Linked DNA regions of Homo sapiens: region 2 is linked to region 1. A link is an interaction called in ENCODE POLR2A ChIA-PET data of the cell type or tissue named here. Cell type or tissue: OCI-LY7. All regions are shown on one strand. Each heading gives the region's core, and the rest is flanking DNA. Links, peaks and the distances in the headings are about the cores only. Region 1 holds the start of ESPL1 (extra spindle pole bodies like 1, separase). Region 2 overlaps CSAD (cysteine sulfinic acid decarboxylase).

Evidence for each region. ChIA-PET counts read pairs that join two places held together with the same protein. Peaks named below come from ENCODE experiments on the same cell type or tissue, not always from the same donor. Only the 100,000 strongest peaks of a DNase experiment are listed, where the experiment ranks them.
Region 2: POLR2A ChIA-PET joins it to region 1 with 13 read pairs; 12 of 35 experiments call an interaction of 5 or more read pairs at or near these places.

Annotation. Positions count from the first base shown.
Region 1 is chr12:53,266,857-53,269,754 of GRCh38, reverse strand. It overlaps ESPL1 (extra spindle pole bodies like 1, separase), which reads right to left and starts at 1,456. Exons shown (of 31, transcript NM_012291.5): 1 at 1,378-1,456; 2 at 908-1,000; 3 at 1-731. The coding sequence starts at 988. RefSeq lists enhancers at 1,010-1,089, 1,150-1,519. In OCI-LY7, for the core only: CTCF peaks have their summits at 1,446 and 1,649; DNase peaks (open chromatin) are centred at 944 and 1,574; H3K4me3 peaks cover 2,165 bases; H3K27ac peaks cover 1,558 bases.
Region 2 is chr12:53,158,092-53,160,989 of GRCh38, reverse strand. It overlaps CSAD (cysteine sulfinic acid decarboxylase), which reads left to right. Exons shown (of 17, transcript NM_001244705.2): 13 at 146-227; 14 at 671-870; 15 at 1,052-1,103; 16 at 1,278-1,367; 17 at 2,306-2,898. The coding sequence ends at 2,479. Among named protein-coding and RNA genes, the nearest start is that of ZNF740, 21 kb to the left of the region's middle. RefSeq lists enhancers at 936-1,563, 1,937-2,437. In OCI-LY7, for the core only: a CTCF peak has its summit at 1,456 (motif pointing left); DNase peaks (open chromatin) are centred at 1,419 and 1,729; H3K4me3 peaks cover 321 bases.

The DNA of each region.
Region 1 (2,898 bases), core at 86-2,585:
GCTTTGTCATGGTGGCGGCTCCAGCAAAAGCGACGGCAGTGTTCCAAGGTGAGCTCCAAGAGGCAGAGGGCCCTCTGGGGAGAAAGAAGCCCAGAAGAGCTCCCTCTCTCACCCACCAAGGCTCTGATCACGTGCCTGGAGAGCAGGTCATCTAGGAAATCAGCATCTGCTTCATTTAGACCATGGCCACTGGCATCAAATAGCTGATGGGCAGCTACCGCTCGACAGGCTGTTGGAGAAGCAAAGTGAGGAACCTCACAAGGGGTACTTTCATCCTCCAAGAGTACTAGGAAGCTCAAGGCCTTCAGCCGAGCTGCAAATGCAGCTCGCCGTTCCAACAGGGCTTCTGCCCCCTTCCAAAGCAGAGAAAAGCTGCCCCGAGCCACGGCCTCATAGTCCTGGGGAGCAGCCTCGCGAGAGCACTGCACCAAGCAGGCATGGAGGGGCTGAGCAAGGCGGAGTGTGGCCTCTGGGCTTCCTTGTGCAGCAGCATTCCGCAGTAAGACAAAGAGAATTCGTTCCAGGTAGAGGGGAGGACGCTGTGGGGTAGACACTAAGTAGCCATCACAGGCCAGCTCTGCCAGCTCCAGCAGGCTCCCCAGATGCCTAGGGCAAGCTAGCTTAGCAGTCAGCTGCTGGTTGCAAGCCCTCAGGATGGCATCACAAGCTTGTCTCCTCTCAGCATCAGATCGGCTGCTGGGAAAACCAGCTGGAGGGTTGGACAGGAACTCCTAGGAGTAGAGAAAGATATGAATGGGGCTAGCAAAGGCAGGAAAGAGGTAGAGAAAGTAACTAGAAATAGGGTTACTCAGAGAGGGTCGCCTACTTATCCATCTCTTCAAAAGGCAAACACAAAACAGCTCAGTTTGGAAAGCCAGGTGTATCCCGAGCCAGGCAGCACCCCCACCTTCAAGGCGGGCAGCAACTCTTCAGCCTCCTTCTGGCTGCTTAGCAGAGTCCCAAAGTTGACTCTTTTGAAGCTCCTCATGACACCGGAGAGCTAGGGAAAAGGAGACCAATTAGAGAAGATTGTTAATGAAGCTAACTGGAGGAAGGGAAGAGGGCTGAAGGTCGTGGAAGGAGGCAAAGAATCACATCAGAAATTTCATCGGGGAGAAAACCCACGCCAGGACGCCGTGCTCCCGTTATAAAAGGACGATTCCGCTCTTCCTTCCTCCGGGCAGATCCCCGACCGCACTACCACACCACTCGCCGCGCTACCCCAGAGGCCTCGGCCCAGCCCTTCAGCGGCCCGGGGCAGTCCCAAGGCCTCCCGACACTCCCTCCAGGAGCCACCCACGCCTCTCCTCGCGTCAGCGCTGGGGATCCCCTTCACTTCAGCACGTACCCACGCTCACGAGTCCCTTCCGGCCTTACCGCCCCAGAGCTCGCCCTCTTTCCTAGGTACAGGACTTAACCGCCTGACCAGTACTCCGCGAGGATCCAAAATGTAACCTTCGTTTTCCGCGCCAGACCCTCCTTTCAAATATCCGCGGCTGCCAATCAGCGGGCGCGGCGCAACGCCGGGCGCGCGGCACGCTGGGAGTTGTAGTTTACCCGCCGCGCTGCGCGCTCCCGCGGCGCCCCGGAGGGTCTTGCTGCTCTGCGCGTTAGGGCCTCTTGGGGGTGCGGGTTTCCCCCTTTTTTCCAGTCAGAGCTCAGTTTCTCAGCTACCTGTCGCTTAGTCGCTATCGGTAATGCCACCCCTTTTCCTCCTTTATCTTCAGAGCTCAGGCAAGAGTTTAAGTTTCAAGAGAAGAGAAATAACAAAAAGAACTTAGGAACTCACGCGGTTTGGGTTACTAGAAAAAAAGGGCTTAGACTTCTACGAATTTTTTTTTTGATAGGGTCTTGCTCTGACACACAGGCTGGAGTGCAGTGGCGTGATCACAGCTCACTGCAGCTTCAAACTCCCGGGCTTAAGTGATCCTCCCACCTCAGCCTCCCAAAGTGCTGACTACGGGCGTGCACCGCCACGCCCAACTTCCTACGAAATTATTTTAAAGATGGTTTTCTAGGGGAACTACAATGAGTACCCGTAGCGACCTCCAGCTCTCTCTCTGCCTTCCAGCCTTACTCCTTCTATTGGTTGTATGAGAAAGACAAGATCTGGTGCTCTTCGATGGGGGAGAGAGGGTAGTGGGGTGGGGTGGGAGTTGTGAGTAGCAGGAAGAACTATGGAAATTCATTCCCTGGGATATTTCACAGTCTTTAATGGCTTATGTTTTTAAGTACTAACCACTTCCCCAAACACAGATTCAGCTGTCTCTTTCCTTCCTCCACCAAAGAATTCAGCTCAAAAGTGGTTATCAGCTTGTCGCTGATGAACTCTACTGGATAACTCATCCTTCTCCATCATCATAGAGCTCTTTTATGAGTTGAGAATCTAGCAGGGAAGATTATTTTTGTAAAAAGAAAGAAAAGAAGGCCGGGCGCGGTGGCTCACGCCTATAATCCCAGCACTTTAGGAGGCCGAGGTGGGTGGATCACTTGAGAACCAGCCTGACCAACATGGTGAAACCCCATCTCTACTAAAAATACAAAAATTAGCTGCTGTGGCATCGGGGGCCTGTAGTCCCAGCTACTTGGGAGGATCGCTTGAACCCGGGAAGCGGAGGTTGCAGTGAGCTGAGATCCCGCCACTGTACTGCAGTCTGGGTGACAGAGCAAGACTCTGTCTCAAAAAAGAAAACCAAAAAAAAGGCCGGGCGCGGTGGCTCACGCCTGTAATCCCAGCACTTTGAGAGACCGAGGCGGGCGGATCACGAGGTCAGGAGATCGAGACAATCCTGGCCAACATGGTGAAACCCCGTCTCTACTAAAAATACAAAAAATTAGCCGGGCGTGGTTGCAGGCTCCTGTAGTCCCAGCTACTCGGGAGGCTGCGCTAGGAGAACG
Region 2 (2,898 bases), core at 269-2,768, 110 kb after region 1:
GGAGGTCAGACATGGCAGTTCTTCCTGATGCTGGGGTGAGGGTGAGACCAAAGCCCCTTTGCTGGGGACCTGGAAAAGGAGGAAGGGCTCTGGTTGGGCAGCTGGAGGAGGAGCCACTGACCTGCCTTTGCTCCACCCCATCCAGGGCTGACTCTGTGGCCTGGAATCCCCACAAGCTCCTCGCAGCAGGCCTGCAATGCTCTGCACTTCTTCTCCAGGATACCTCGGTGGGTCTGCCCCTGCCCCTGCACCAGCCCCACCTCTCTCTGGAGCTCTGCCTTCTCTATCCCACCTTAGATAAAGTTCAGGCCTTTCTCTATTCTCTTTACCATCCCTTCTGAAGCTGCATCTCAGCTACCACCCTAACCTGTATTAGGCTCCTTCACTCCCCCAGTGGCCTCTCTTAAAAGAAAAGTTTCCAGCTTGAAGTTGGAGTCAGAGGTATCCTGGAGTTTCTAGCTTGAGGTTGCCATCAGAGTTTGGGAAGAACCCTGGGTATTGGGAGGAAACCCAAAGAAAGGTGTTGGAGCCAGCAGGCAGCCGTCCCAGCAGTGCCATCTGGCTCCAGGGAAAGAAGAGGGTATCCTGAGCTAAGACCCCCACAGTGCAGCCCTGGAGGAAAGCCTCGGTGGAGAGGGTAGGGTCTGACAATCTCCTCACCCCCACACAGAACCTGCTCAAGCGCTGCCATGGGTCCCAGGCCAGCTACCTTTTCCAGCAGGACAAGTTCTACGATGTGGCTCTGGACACGGGAGACAAGGTGGTGCAGTGTGGCCGCCGTGTGGACTGTCTGAAGCTGTGGCTCATGTGGAAGGCACAGGGCGATCAAGGGCTGGAGCGGCGCATCGACCAGGCCTTTGTCCTTGCCCGGTAGGCGGGAGGAGGTGGGGGGTCGTCCCTGTTCCCCTCTCCTGGGTCCATGCCCCTCCCTCTTTCCTGCTCCCGGGATTACTTTTCTCTCGGTCTCTCTGTGGCTCATTCTACGTGGGCCTCTTCTGTCTGGATCTCTGCTTTTCCTCCCCGCCTATGGTTTCTCACTCTCTGTTCACAGGTACCTGGTGGAGGAAATGAAGAAGCGGGAAGGGTTTGAGCTAGTCATGGAGGTAGGACCCCTTTCTATTTTGTGGCCCCTGCCCCAGCCTAGCTCTTTTGCAGCCCCCAAGCCCCAACTAAAGCCCTAGTGGAGGGAAAAGGGCAGGGAGAGGGGAAAGGGGCAGGGAGAGGGAAAACGGTCCCCCTTTCTCAGCTCACACCTTCCTCTTTCTCATTCCTCTCAGCCTGAGTTTGTCAATGTGTGTTTCTGGTTCGTACCCCCCAGCCTGCGAGGGAAGCAGGAGAGTCCAGATTACCACGAAAGGCTGTCAAAGGTAGGCGTGCTGTGCTGCTCTCTTTACCCGTTAGGGAGCTGATGCAACTGATGCGCTTCTGCCCCCTGTTGGCTGGGAGTGGCATGGCAGGTCTCCTTGCTGGTCTCTTGCTCTGAGGCGTGGATGCTCTCTTTTCGGTAGGGGTGGGGATGGGGAGGAAGGTATGTTTCTGGGAAGTAAGAAGCAGCGACGTGTGTTACAGGAGAAGTCAGAGAAGTCACCAGTGTGTAGTACACAGAGCCTTGTGCTGGCAATTGGGCTGGGAACTCAGGCCCAGGACAGATATGAGGCAGAATGATCATGGAAAAGCCTTATTACCCGTGCTAGGGACACAGCAACCCGAGAAAGCCAGTCTAGAAGTGCCATCTGGAGGCGAGGAGCTGTGTTATATCCTGGTCCCTAAAGATAGAGTGGTACTAGGTGCTGCAGATGATCTGAAAGGACAAATGTTCTTGCCCTTATGGAGTTGTTATTATAAGGCAAGAGTTACCTACTTGGAAGCAATGTGTTCAAGGCAGTGTTGTAAATTACTTGCTAGATCACAGGGCACAGATTAATATTATCAAAAATATTACAGGAATTAAGAGAGGGGAGAAGAAGGTGTTGACTAAGGCTTAGATGACCAAGGCTTGAAGTTAGACTAAAGCAGTGTTAGGAATCAAGAGAAAGTCAAGATTTGGCAGAAAATGTCCCACAGGACAGATTTCTTGGAGACAGGAGAAATGGGGAGAAAAGCAGAAGATAGCGAAGGCCAAGCAGGTTAGATATGACAGAAAGGTAAACTGAGGCCAAGGTCAAGGTCTGAGCAAGGTGTGCTACCCCCAGAAGGTGGCTGGGTGGGAAGGAAAAGCACCTCTGGAAGCCTGGCAGGACAAGAAGCCAGCCTACCTGTCAGCCGACCCAGGCTGCAGCTGGAATCTCTCTCCACCCTTCCACAGGTGGCCCCCGTGCTCAAGGAGCGCATGGTGAAGGAGGGCTCCATGATGATTGGCTACCAGCCCCACGGGACCCGGGGCAACTTCTTCCGTGTGGTTGTGGCCAACTCTGCACTGACCTGTGCTGATATGGACTTCCTCCTCAACGAGCTGGAGCGGCTAGGCCAGGACCTGTGAGCCTTCTCTGTCTTGCTGCCGGCCTTGATACCACCCCTCACCCGCAGAGTCACTGCATTCCCTCCCAGCCTTTGAGGCCGGGTGCAGTGGCTCACGCCTGTAATCCCAGCACTTTGGGAGGCCGAGGCGGGTGGATCACTTGAGGTCAGGAGTTCGAGACCAGCCTGGCCAATAAGGTGAAACCCTGTCTCTACTAAAAATACAAAAATTAGCCGAGCATGGTGGCCTGTGCCTGTAAACCCAGCTACTCAGGAGGTTGGGGCAGAATTGCTTGAACCCAGGGGGCAGAGGTTGCAGTGAGCCGAGATTGCACCCCTGCACTCCAGGCTGGGCAACAGTACGAGACTCTGTTCCAAAAAAAATAAAAAAGAACAGCCTTTTTAGGCCACAGTGACCTGCGCAATGTTTATATGCTTTGA